Regions from separate parts of the Homo sapiens genome. Here region 2 is linked to region 1. Evidence: chromatin contacts called from ENCODE Hi-C or POLR2A ChIA-PET data. All regions are on one chromosome and are shown on one strand. The core of a region is the stretch at or near the end of the contact, and the rest is flanking DNA. Distances in the headings are between cores, read along the strand shown. Region 1 overlaps SPEF2 (sperm flagellar 2). Region 2 overlaps SPEF2 (sperm flagellar 2).

Region 1 (5,852 bases), core at 1,967-4,466:
GCAAATGCCTACTAGGGTATTTCCATCTTCAAGAAACCAAGCTAACATTTTGGATAATAGAATACTTTGTATCAATATTGTATATTATATACTAATATGACATTACTATAATTATATAATCAAGTCACAATGGCTTATATGATTACACTTAAATTGCACATTCTATGTGCTATACTCTTTCTAAGCACTTTACATATATTAATTACTTTAATCTTCATAACAACCTTATTTCAATACATGGAATAAGTATCATTATTATTCTCATTTTACAGATGTGGTAACTGAGGCAGAGAGAAATTTAATAACTTGTCCAAGATCATATGACAGTCTTTTGACAAGAGGTGAACTTGAGAAAGAACTGTTTGACTCTAGCCATCCCATCATAGACTGAGGTGGATAATAAGTGAATTCACATATGAAAATGTTAGCAAAGGGTCTGACACATAGTGACCATGCCAAATTGGCTATTGTTATAATTCAGAAAATATTCACTAGATCTAACTCTGCCGGTAGTACGCTCATAGGAATGATTCCTAGGATAGGTGATGGAAAGAATGGTTTGCTTTCTTTTACTCATACTGTTCTTATGCTTCTAAAGTATGGATCTTTGTTAAGTGGCAGGAAAAATGCAAGTGTAATCAACTGTTTCATTGCATTTTGCATGATCTAATTTGATTATCATGTATAAGGTCATTATTTTTTCTGGTATATTTGTGTTAATAATAATCAATAAATAATATTTTATGTCTAATCATTACCTTTACCAAAAGAGAGGTAGAATCATCATAAGTGGCAGAATTTGACCAGAAAAGGAGTGTTGAATATGTTACAATATATGATGCTTTTCAATTTTATGTTATCTTTAGTAAGGGCTATTTTAATGGAGACTTTTGTTTTCAAAGGGATTAACCAATACTTAGCAGAAAACCCCTTAAGCTTTAGTTCTTTCCATTTACATCTTGATACTATCTAGTTGCAAGTATTTAAAGCATTCAGTCATTGTTCTAATCAAAGATTAAATAATAATCCAATACTTGTATTTGTGTGGCATGATTAAAACATGCAAAGTGTAATTTAGTAACATCAGTGCTTTTTATAAATCTGCTAAAAAATCCTACCATGGGCCTAGTAACATAATGGCTGTTATATGCAAATAAATATGTATGCTTCCCTCCCAAAAAAATCCATCTGTTTTAATATATTTTAGTGAACTTGAAAGTTGCATCTTAGATATTATGGATTGCATGGGCATATATGAAATAATATAGGAAAATGTTTTTATTTCTTGGCATAGAAATAATAGCAAGTTTGAGCAGGAAGTTCTGCAGGATCACACATTTGAAACACACATGTTCAGCCAGCTCCTCCACACTTTCAAACCTGCTATCACTCACTAAGATTGTGTTTTGAAATTATAGAGTTCTAGGGTAAATACAGTGGAAGGTATCATAAAGGATTGTTTTCCATTTCTTGGAAGAAATACAACAAAAGCCTTCATTTAAAAGACGGATGGGTGTGTGTCATGTTTCTTAAGTGAACAATTGCCAAACCGGGGTAGAAAAACAAAAAAGCCAGAGTATACTTTGTGGGGCCAGAAGAGATGGGGAAAAGGGGTGAGTGGCAGTTAATGGGTTTCCTCAGGCAGGGCCATTGTCAATGTTTGGAGCCTGATTTCAAGAGTATCAGTAGAGAACCTCCAATTCTGTGACTCTGGGATGCAGAAAAATGGAGTAATACTTTTCCCTGCCCTCTATAAGAATAGCAAGAATAATAACAATGAACGTTACTCCTGTCAATCAAATTCCCAACACTTATTAATTATTTTAGATATACCTAAAAAGCAATATATGCAATATATATTTTTTCAAATGGTATAATTGAGCTAATAGAGAAAAGAGTTTAAACTGTTTGCCCATAGACCATACATAACTCACTTTGAATCATCACAATCCCCAAATCCTACCGTATTGTATAGCCTTGTAAATTCTGTGGTAATTACAACTGTTATTCTTGCATATGGGTTAATTCTCCAGCTTGGGTGGGAGGAGGTGGTTCCTCACACAGAGAAAGCCTCCTCTTCTACTCGCCTGGAGTTCATGCAGTTGGAGAAAGAAAAGCAGAGCAGTCTCCTAAACATTTCCCAAACATCATGCTCCTATCCTCACGCTTCTTGTCTACAGAGTTTCCAGCAGCTGTTCCCCTAACTGTAAACATTCTCTGTAGCCTTGCCACAAAATCTCTTTACCCTCTTCAATTTCTCCCTCCAAAGTTTTGCTCCACAGACTTTTCCCTGACCAATTTCAGGGCACACTGATGCTTTGCATTCTTGAGCACTTGAATAACATTCATACTGTGTCCCAGAAAGAACTCAAATAGTTGTTCATATTTCCTTCCTCTTTGCTTGCCTTTTCAAATTAAACTCTCAGCTCCTAGGGCAAATGGTTTCCTTTTACTCTGCTTTTAAAAAAATAAAAATTAAAAAAAAAACAACTCCGTTTCTCCCTCCCTCCCTTCCTTTACTTCCTCTCCCTCCCTTCTTATTTCTCCCATAGTCTGAAAACATTTATCTGTTGACATCTTTGTGTCCCAAGGGTTTCTAGAGTTAATCTTCTGAGACACATGTCAAGTTATAGCTGCTATTTTTTAAAATTTATTTTTAAATTTTTAGTGGAAATATGAGCTCTGGATTTGAGGTTGGATCCAAGAAAGTATTATGATTAGCATCATGGATACTAGGGTCCCTGCTGAAAGATATATTGTAAGTGGATGATAATTTTCAAAATCCACTTCTACCTATTCAAGTGTCCCCAGATGCCTTTAGTTTTTACCTATTAATTGAGTGATTTCCTCCCAGTCACCAGAGTGTAGGATTAAAGCAAACCACATGTCATGTTTAGAATCCACTTACACTTATCTTTTTATTTTATGTGTAAAATAATGGCCTGGATAAAATGAAGAGAAAAAGCAACTCTGAAGAGGGAAGTACATAATAACAGGGCATTGTGGAGCTCGCACCATGTAGAAGAGGGTGCACTCTGTCTGACTAAAGGACTGAAGGAATTTCATGGACTGATTTGTAAAGTCGAGATTTTTTGTACCTGCTGATGGCCATGTTTCCTTCGTGCCCAAATGCTGCCAAATGGCACCTCCGTCCCTCCACAGCTGAAGTGTGGGCTTTTATACCTTGGAGCTGTAAAGCCTGCTCTAGCTGATTTGATGAGCTGACACATCAAAGCGCAAGGTTCACCCAGGCACACACACATACACCAATTTCACCTATTGGGCTTGGCAAGGAAGCTTTCGGACTTAGAGTAATGCTCTTTTTACTAATGATATATGATGTGAATTTCTGGAAATACTGGACTTTTTTAAAAAGTAACATTGTATTAATACTAAAGTCAGTTGACTATGCTACAGGGAAAAGTAATAATTTCCCAATAAGTAGTATATGTTGAAAAGTAAAAGAAATCTGCTTATGAGAGGCAACTTAGTTCAGTGAGAAGGGGCAAGAACTTTGGATCTGCAGAGTTCTGAATGATATATGACCATAGGCAAAAAATCTGCTAAACTCCTCTGTGAGTCAGTATCTAGACCTTTAAAGTGGAGATGATAATCCTATGTGATCTGTCTGAATTACTTGTGCTATCAATCGACAGAACTCATTGAAGAATATCTGGAAGTAGGAAAAGGCTGAATAAAAAAAGCCTGTGCAGATGCTGTAGGTCCATGCTGATAAAATGTGAAAGAGATAAAATTGTTGTGTGCAGAAAACATTTACACATACATATGAACAAACCGACTAATTAATTAAGCAAACATTTTCTAACAGCTTATTTGATTCTGCTTATGGTCTACAAGCACTGAGGGAAAAGGCCAACATAAAAGGGAAATCTTCTACTGCCTGGTCTCCCCTCACAGAAACACAAACTCATAATCTCAATATAAAATCTAAACTAGAAGTATGCACAAAGTCTTTCTGTAAGCTGCCAGGTGGAGTAATACTCAAATATACAAACTTGTCAGCAAGGGTCGGGGAGGACAGGAGAGAGGAATTACCAGGAATGAGGACCACCACACTGCTCAAGCATTATTCACAGTGGGTCCTGCTTGTTTAATTAGGGTCTATGTTGTATGAAACAAATATTTAATAAACTAGAACAAAGCAAGGGCATGTTTTAGTGCCACATGATCCCATAGAGCTGATTTTACTTGTTGGCAAGTGATTTCTGTCCTGGTTAATCTTAACCTTTTTTTGTGCTCTTTTCATGATAATTATTTTTCCTACCTTTAGGTGCCATATCTAAGAACTGATCTCGAAGACTGTCAAGCTGTTCAATGGTCAGGGTACCATCTTCTTCCTTTTCTACAGGTGGAGGACGTATTGATGGGGGAGGATCTGGGAAGACTTTTATATTGCCATTAATGAAGAAGTCTTCTTGGCTTAAATAAAGTTCATTCTGAATTTTTGTAGATGTTTCAATGTGATAGCGAGCTACGTCAGTTAATTTTTCTGTACTGAAAGTGGTAAAATGGATAGCGTTAACCCCATGAAAGATACTATTAGATTAATAAAGTTTGCTTATAAGACATATACACAAAAGTAAACAGATTATATAGCTCTTAGACAACTCCATCTGCATGCTTATAAATTTCAATTTGTCCCCAAATCTATTTTGTAAAAAGGCAGGGTATAAATAAATGCAGATTAAATAGAAAATGCATGCTTATTAAACAGCTACTAGTTACACATTTTACACAAAACTGAACTTAAAGAGAACCTATTAAATATAGTTTTTATTAGTATTAGAATATATTTTACTATGTAAGCAAGACTATATCAAGGGTTATATTTCATACTAAGTATGAACCAGAATAAGGTTATATGGCATAATACTCTGTAAAACATGACTATTAGAATTACATTTATTTGGAATTAGGATGAATTATAAAGTGAATCAAGTTCAATAATGTATTTCTAGAAGAGTGGCTTTTCTCTATTTCTGTCAAAGAAGTTTGATGTTATCTAAAACAAAGATGTCAGAATAGCCTCTGTTGTATATAATCCATTGAAATTGCTTTGCTATCTTCATGAAGAATAACAATTCCTAGCTAGATAACATGGTAAAGCAGCAACAGCTGGGAACCACTATGATGCGGTAGAAAGAGTGCTGGAATCTGAGTTCTCATCCTAGGACACTCTCTAGCCAGAGATCCTGGGCTCTCTGAATTTCCTTGTCTTTGCAATGGAATCAACAACGCAACACTCCCTATCTTATGGTTATTAATGTGAACTCATATACGGCAAAGATTTAAACTGTACTGGGGGTATAGTTAATGACCTTTTAAAAATTATTTTAAAGGCTAGAGAAGTTTTATACATGAATAAGTGCATTATCGCTGTATTGAAGAAAGGATCTTGTTTATATATTACAATGAAAGTGAGCAACACAGAAAAATGCATATTTGATCTCATTTTATATAATTCATAGGCACCAAATATACCACATACTGAACATATAACTGAAAATTTAAAAAGTAGCATTAGTTGCTGTCTTTCAAAAGATACTCTAGAATTCAACTCCAGAATGTTGTCTTTGTAAGTGTCCATGTAATACGTGTTAGCCAATTAGTTTATGCTTTTAGGGTGGTTGCGTGCTCGGGGACAGAGGAGGTCACTGGATAGCTGCTGAGTTTACGTGAGTGAGGAGGGACTCCAAATGTGGATTGAGACCCAACCATAGCCCGGCACGATACTCTGTAAAACATGACTAGTAGAATAATACCTTTACTGGGCATCAGGATACTAAAACAGATGCGCGCCACCTAGTGGAAGGTTACTAAGAGTAATCTTA
Region 2 (5,852 bases), core at 1,456-3,955, 35 kb before region 1:
ATTCTTCCAACAAAGAAAACTCTGGTTCAGGAGGCTTTATTGGAAATACTTAAGGAAGAAAAACTAATTTTACATAAACTCTTCTATAAAATAGAATGAATGCATACTAACTTGTTTATGATGCCAGAATTAACCTTCTATGAACACCAAGTATATTATAAGAAAATAAAACTATAGACCAATATCTCTCCCAAACCCAGACCAAAAAATTCTCAAGAAAATATACATATGTAACAAACCTGCACGTTGTGCACATGTACCCTAGAACTTAAAGTATAACAAAAAATATATTTAAAAAATTAAAAAAAAGGAAAATATTAGTAAATGAAATCCATTTTTGTACAAAAAGTGTAATACATTCCTGGAATGCAAGACTGGTTCATCACTCAAAATTAAACAAAATAATTTCCCATATCAATATTCTAAAAAAGAGAAGGCATATGATAACTTTTTAGATGCAGAAAATAATTATCTGACAAAATTGAATATCTGTTCATAAAAATAACTGTCAGGTGGTAAAGTAGGAGGAGTGAGGGCAAATTATTATTTTAAGAAGTCTGACAGTAAAAGAAAACAGAGAGAGAAAGAGAGAAAAGTAACTCTAGGCATAATTAGAGTAGTGTTATGGGAAAGAGATTTCCCCCATATCTTTAAGTCTTGAACAGGTTTATATGCTGAGGGGAAGTGGCCAGAGGAGAGAGACCAAAAAAAGAAAATATTGGAAATAATGATGGACTAGAGTTTTAGAGGTTGGGGAGGGATTAGGACCTATAGCATGATAGGAGCAAACAGACTTTAAGAGGTTTGGTACTCTGGGACTGAAGGGAAGGATGAGAGAATAAGTATGGATGCAGAGGTTACATGAAGCAGCAAAGCTGGGCACTGTTAGAGGTAAGAGGAAAAGTGAAAAGGCTCACATTGGACATTCTTACAGCTCTCAGAGATTCCCATCTCGAAGGGAGGCAATGTGGTGTGGAGGAAAGAGCATGGGCTTTGGCATTGGTCTCTACTGGAGTTGAATCACAGCTCTGCCTGAGCCTAGTTGGGCAATCCTGTGCAAGTCACCTAACCTCTATGATACTCTGTGTCCTCACCTGTAAAGGGGAAAGTAATAGCAAACCCAGAGCATTATTACAAGGACAAAATAAGAAAATTATGCAGGCAACATAGCACACCTCATAACCCATAGCAAGTGCTCAGTACATGCTATTCTCATTTCTGTTGCCTTTATAAAGAAAATAGAGGTGGGACCAACATTGTGGGAAATAAAAAAGACATTTGGATCAGAGCTTGTGGGAAATGCAATGAGATGTTTACTAAAGACGTGTGAAAATAAGTGAGTAGTAGCAAGGTCAGATAAGATTGCGGTTATGTGTTAAATAGATCATGCTATGATAAGCAAATAGGGGTAGGAGATAAACGTGCAAACAGTGGAAGAAGTGAGAGAGACTCTGGCTCATGCCCAGTCACCATACCTGCTTCATTCTGATGATGATTAAGAGACTCTGATCTGGCAAAGACTGACCAGGAGACCCTTTGTGTGCTGGTTGCCATCCCACTGCTTAGAGGAGTTAATGAGCCTCAAAAGAAAGATTCTACAATTTTCCTATTTAACAACATTGTGCCACAAAATTATTATGGGAATGCTGCTTGCTCTGCTTCAGTGTTTTTCTATTGCAATGTATTGTTGCCTTGTCTCGTTCAGTTCTTAATGAAATGTGGATTCACTTACTGCCTATGTCCTTATGATATTTTATTGATTTGAACTCTGTTTTCAGATATTCTTCTCCTCCCTTCTGTAGAATTACTAGAATTACCCTGTTGGTTCACATGTGAATCAGCCAAATTGAAATTTTGTAATCTCAGGTAGGGCTTCTTCTCCATCTCCCAAGCACATGACTGGGTCAGTATCCTCCATTAGCTTGAAGACAAGTGCTCTTGGAGTAGAGCTTCAAGTGAACTTTAGCCCACAAGAAGCAAAATTAGGAAATGTGTCTCTTTGTAGAATTAGAATTAGAATTCCCATTAACAATAAGAATTGTCTTGGGCTGCTCATTGACTTAGTGATCAATTTAAATGTGATTTTCCCACATATTTTGCACAAATGTATCAACATAACATAAAGCTGCTATGGTTTTTAGTCTTAGGTTCTGGGGCACAGCAACAAAGCAAATACACAAAACTCTGACCTCACAGAACTTACAACTGACTGGAGTGATAGATGAGAGAGTAAATATACTGTAGTTTGTTAGATGTTGATAAGGGCGATGGGAAAAAAAAATAAGAGTGGGGGTAAGATGTGGTGAGTTGCTTCTATTTTGTATGAGGTAGTAAGAGAAGGCTTTATTGATAAAGTGACATTTGAGCAGAGACCCGGAGGAATTTGTGGGACAAATAATGCAGAGATGTGGGAGGAAAATCATTCTAAGCAGAGAGAATAGCAAGCACAAAGGCCCTGCGGCAGGAGTGTACCCGGTGGGTTCTAAGATGTGCAAGGTAGTTTTGTCACTTAAGCAGTGAGAAAGGGGAGAACAGTAGATGGGGTCAAAGAGGCAGGGAGGGTAAGATCAAGATGGGACTTGGGCTGGATTCTGGGTGACATAGGACATAGAGGGTTGGAGCAGAAGTGTGACATGGCCTGACTCGCATTATAAAAGGCTCCCTCTGGCTGCTGTGCTTAAAAACAGCCTGTAGGGCGAGCAAGAACAGAAACAGGATCACTGGTTACCCGGATACTGCAGTAATCCAGGCAAGAGATGGCAAAGGCTTGGACCAGACTTCCTGCGACAAAGGAGTAAAGAAGATCACATTCTAGATGCATTTTCAGGGTCTATCCTACTTGATGTGCTGATAGGCTGGAGGTGGGATATGAGAGAAAGAGGCAACTCAAGGATGACTTCAAGTTCTCTGGTCTGAACAGCAGGAGGACACAGTTGCCTAAAGTGAAGGAGGACTTAGAGGAGCAGGTTTGCGGAAGAGGAAAATCAGAAATTCACCTCGGACACGCTGAGTTTGAGATGACTATTAGCCATCCATGTGGAAAATGCGGGGCCATTAAGACAGAGAAGTTTGGATTTTGGACGAAGGTGGGAATAGAAATTTCAGTGTTGGGAGCCTCTGTAATACCCATGAAGTCATGGAAATCGATGAATCATCCAGAGCTTGACTGCAGATGGAGAAGGCTGATTCCTGGGGCCCTCCTAACTCAGAGGTTGAGCAGAAGAGGAGGATTCAGCCAATGAGGAGACCCACAGGGGTTATCATAGAAGCAGCCCAGCCACCAAGAATACATCACCATTCTTGAAACAGTTTATTGATAAGTGTCATTGAATTTGAGTCACCAACTTATCAAGCGAAAAGATGAAATTGTACATCTATCTATGAAGGAAATATATTCTATTAAGAAATAATTATGAATAGATGATGGGAACAAAGCTTTACTAGCAGTTCAATAATGCAGCCTTCTTCTTGGCTATTGAAATAAACCTGGAAATTTTACTGCATATGGAGAAAGAACTGTAAGATGTACCTAGAAGCACTGTGCTGATGTGGAGTTTTGGGGAAATTTTCACTATATCTGCCTAATGTAGATACCTTTCATAGGGAGTTTTCATGACTTATTTTTGAACATCTTGTTTTGGGGCCTTCCATTTTCAGAATCACTTCAAAATGCATTCCTGCTTACTTTGGATTTTTACTTTGGATTTTTTTCTCTCTTTATTATGAAATATTCTCCAAGTTAAGGAAGGTTCCATTTTCAATGCCGATAATGAACTGGTAGGGTTCATTTCTATACTTAAAATGGTAACATATATGACAAACACCATGGTCACATTTAATTTTTGGAAGATTTATTGCAGAATTAAAAAAATCACACTCTTTTGTCTTCATTTCTTTTCCTCTGTATGTCTTGAAGGTGATCTCTCTCCATCACTTCCTTGTACATGTTCACTCCTTTGGAGAATTATTTTAATATCCTAAGACAAAAGATTCAAAGAGAAGTTACAAATACTAATAAAGGATGATCAATACTATACTATACAAATACTAATAAATGATCACATAGTACATGGCAACCATTAAACAGTTTTTATTTCTTTTTTTCCACTGAGCAAATTTCTCCATTTAGTTTTAATCCCACCCTGAGACTTACTACTTGTATGTTTGGAAAATTATCTAAGATCTTGGACCCTCAGTTTCCACACCTAATAATGGAGTTGTCATATTAGGTTAATTAACATTTGTAAAAGCAGTTACACAGAACCTGGCATATAATGAATGGGCAAGTTAAAAGATTGTTTCCTTATGAATGAACAAAAAAACCAGTATTCACCCTCTATGAAAGTAAATGCTAATGCTAAATTAATCATGTCTATAGATTTGTAGAATTTTAAAACAAAAGATTACTTTCCTGAAATTGTCTCATTCTTTCATTGTAAAAACATCAGGGAAAGAATGACCTGTTTTACATTTGCTATACAGCTATCTTACATCTTAAATCACAGATATTTTTCAAAATATATTTAAACTATTATTACAATGTAGAAGGAGTACCAACATGTGAAAAATACAGAACTGCATTTAGGTAGCTTTTAGGTTTTTTTTTTTATTTCACAATTTTAGAGAAGTATTTTAACAATATAAGTTCCTTTTCCTCAGAGCTGAGTTTCAAAGGCTTCAATTTGACTGTGATCATTTTAGTTGAGAAGACATGAGTTTGTTCACCATATGTGCTGACCCTTGCCAATTGACATATGCACTGCTTCTATCAGTCACTGCGAGGAATCATAGTGAATCATTTTCTTTAGAGATCTTGTTCCTTGAAAACACAAATCTCCTAAAGCCAAAGGTCAATGCTAAGTGAACCAAGTGGAAAAGAAAAGCTGCTCCCCATTGACTTTTCTAGTCTTACCCAGTATAATTCTTCCATTTATTATTTATTTTTTTTAGAAATAGAGTTTCGCTCTGTCACCCAGGCTGCAGTGCTGTGGCATGACCATAGCTCACTGCAGCCTCAATCTCCAAGGCTCAAGAAATCCTCCCACCTCAGTTTTCTAAGTAGCTGGGACTACAGGCACATGTCACCATGTCCAGCTAATTTTAAAATTTTTTATAGAGAGGAGTCTTGCTCTGTTGACCAGGTTTCTCTCAAACACCTGGCCTCAAGCAATCCTCCCACCTCAGCCTCCCAAAGTGCTGGGATTACAGATGGCAACCACTGTGCCCAGCCCACTACAATTCCTAATAACATGTCTTCTTTATATAGTATGTTTATAATAACTAATGTCATTTTAATATTATCAAAAGTTAATTTGAGGATTAAGGAATAAGCTAACTTGTGATTATCTGACACTCCATAGCAAGGGGAAAATGATAAGCTCCAGATATATTTAAACCAGTCTTAGCTAAATTTATAGCTGAAATCAGGGACCACAATTTTCAGTAGCAGTGAATGGAGAAGAGCCTGTGAAAGCCAGAAAATGTTTGACACTGGTGCTTTGAAAACACAAAGCACTGAAGCAGCTATCATATTTTGTTATAAAGATAAAGGAGAAGCTTAGAGAATATTTTAAAGTCAGGTGCCCTGAAGACAAGAGGGATGAAAGTCTCCTTCAGTTCGCACTTATAATTATAGGTATGTTATCCTAATGTAATTGGGTCCTGATTCATTTGTTTATAAGATATTTTCTGGTGATATTCTAATGTTAACATTAAAAGATTTCTTGCTATCTCCTATTGAATATAAACCTCAATTATAAGGTAATATGCTTGATTTACATATTTGTTTTAAAGAATGTATAATAATTGAGCCTGCGTTCATCACAAGAAACTAAAGTTATTAAGTTTTTAGA

Evidence for each region. Hi-C counts contacts between places; a loop is a spot of excess contacts on that map. ChIA-PET counts read pairs that join two places held with the same protein, here RNA polymerase II (POLR2A). Pooled maps may share reads with other maps.
Region 2: a loop to region 1 is called in a map of CD8-positive, alpha-beta T cell, with 2.5 times the contacts of the local background. The contact joins two enhancer-like sites. A Hi-C loop is called at or near these places in 13 of 168 maps with a recorded cell type or tissue (CD4-positive, alpha-beta T cell, CD4-positive, alpha-beta memory T cell, CD8-positive, alpha-beta T cell and 6 more), 2 of 37 single-sample maps with no recorded cell type and 15 of 50 pooled maps. POLR2A ChIA-PET finds 5 or more read pairs at or near these places in 22 of 52 experiments (AG04449, AG04450, CD4-positive, alpha-beta T cell and 13 more).

Annotation. Positions count from the first base shown.
Region 1 is chr5:35,777,780-35,783,631 of GRCh38, reverse strand. It overlaps SPEF2 (sperm flagellar 2), which reads right to left. Exons shown (of 37, transcript NM_024867.4): 30 at 4,286-4,515. Among named protein-coding and RNA genes, the nearest start is that of IL7R, 76 kb to the left of the region's middle. Within about 2 kb of position 3,216, at least 3 of the 41 ENCODE cell types and tissues checked have a DNase peak (open chromatin) inside an H3K27ac peak, as active enhancers do; they include CD4-positive, alpha-beta T cell and CD8-positive, alpha-beta T cell, where a contact is called at or near this core.
Region 2 is chr5:35,812,589-35,818,440 of GRCh38, reverse strand. SPEF2 (sperm flagellar 2) reads right to left here. Exons shown (of 37, transcript NM_024867.4): 37 at 3,830-3,977. The coding sequence ends at 3,888. Among named protein-coding and RNA genes, the nearest start is that of IL7R, 41 kb to the left of the region's middle. Within about 2 kb of position 2,705, at least 3 of the 41 ENCODE cell types and tissues checked have a DNase peak (open chromatin) inside an H3K27ac peak, as active enhancers do; they include CD4-positive, alpha-beta T cell and CD8-positive, alpha-beta T cell, where a contact is called at or near this core.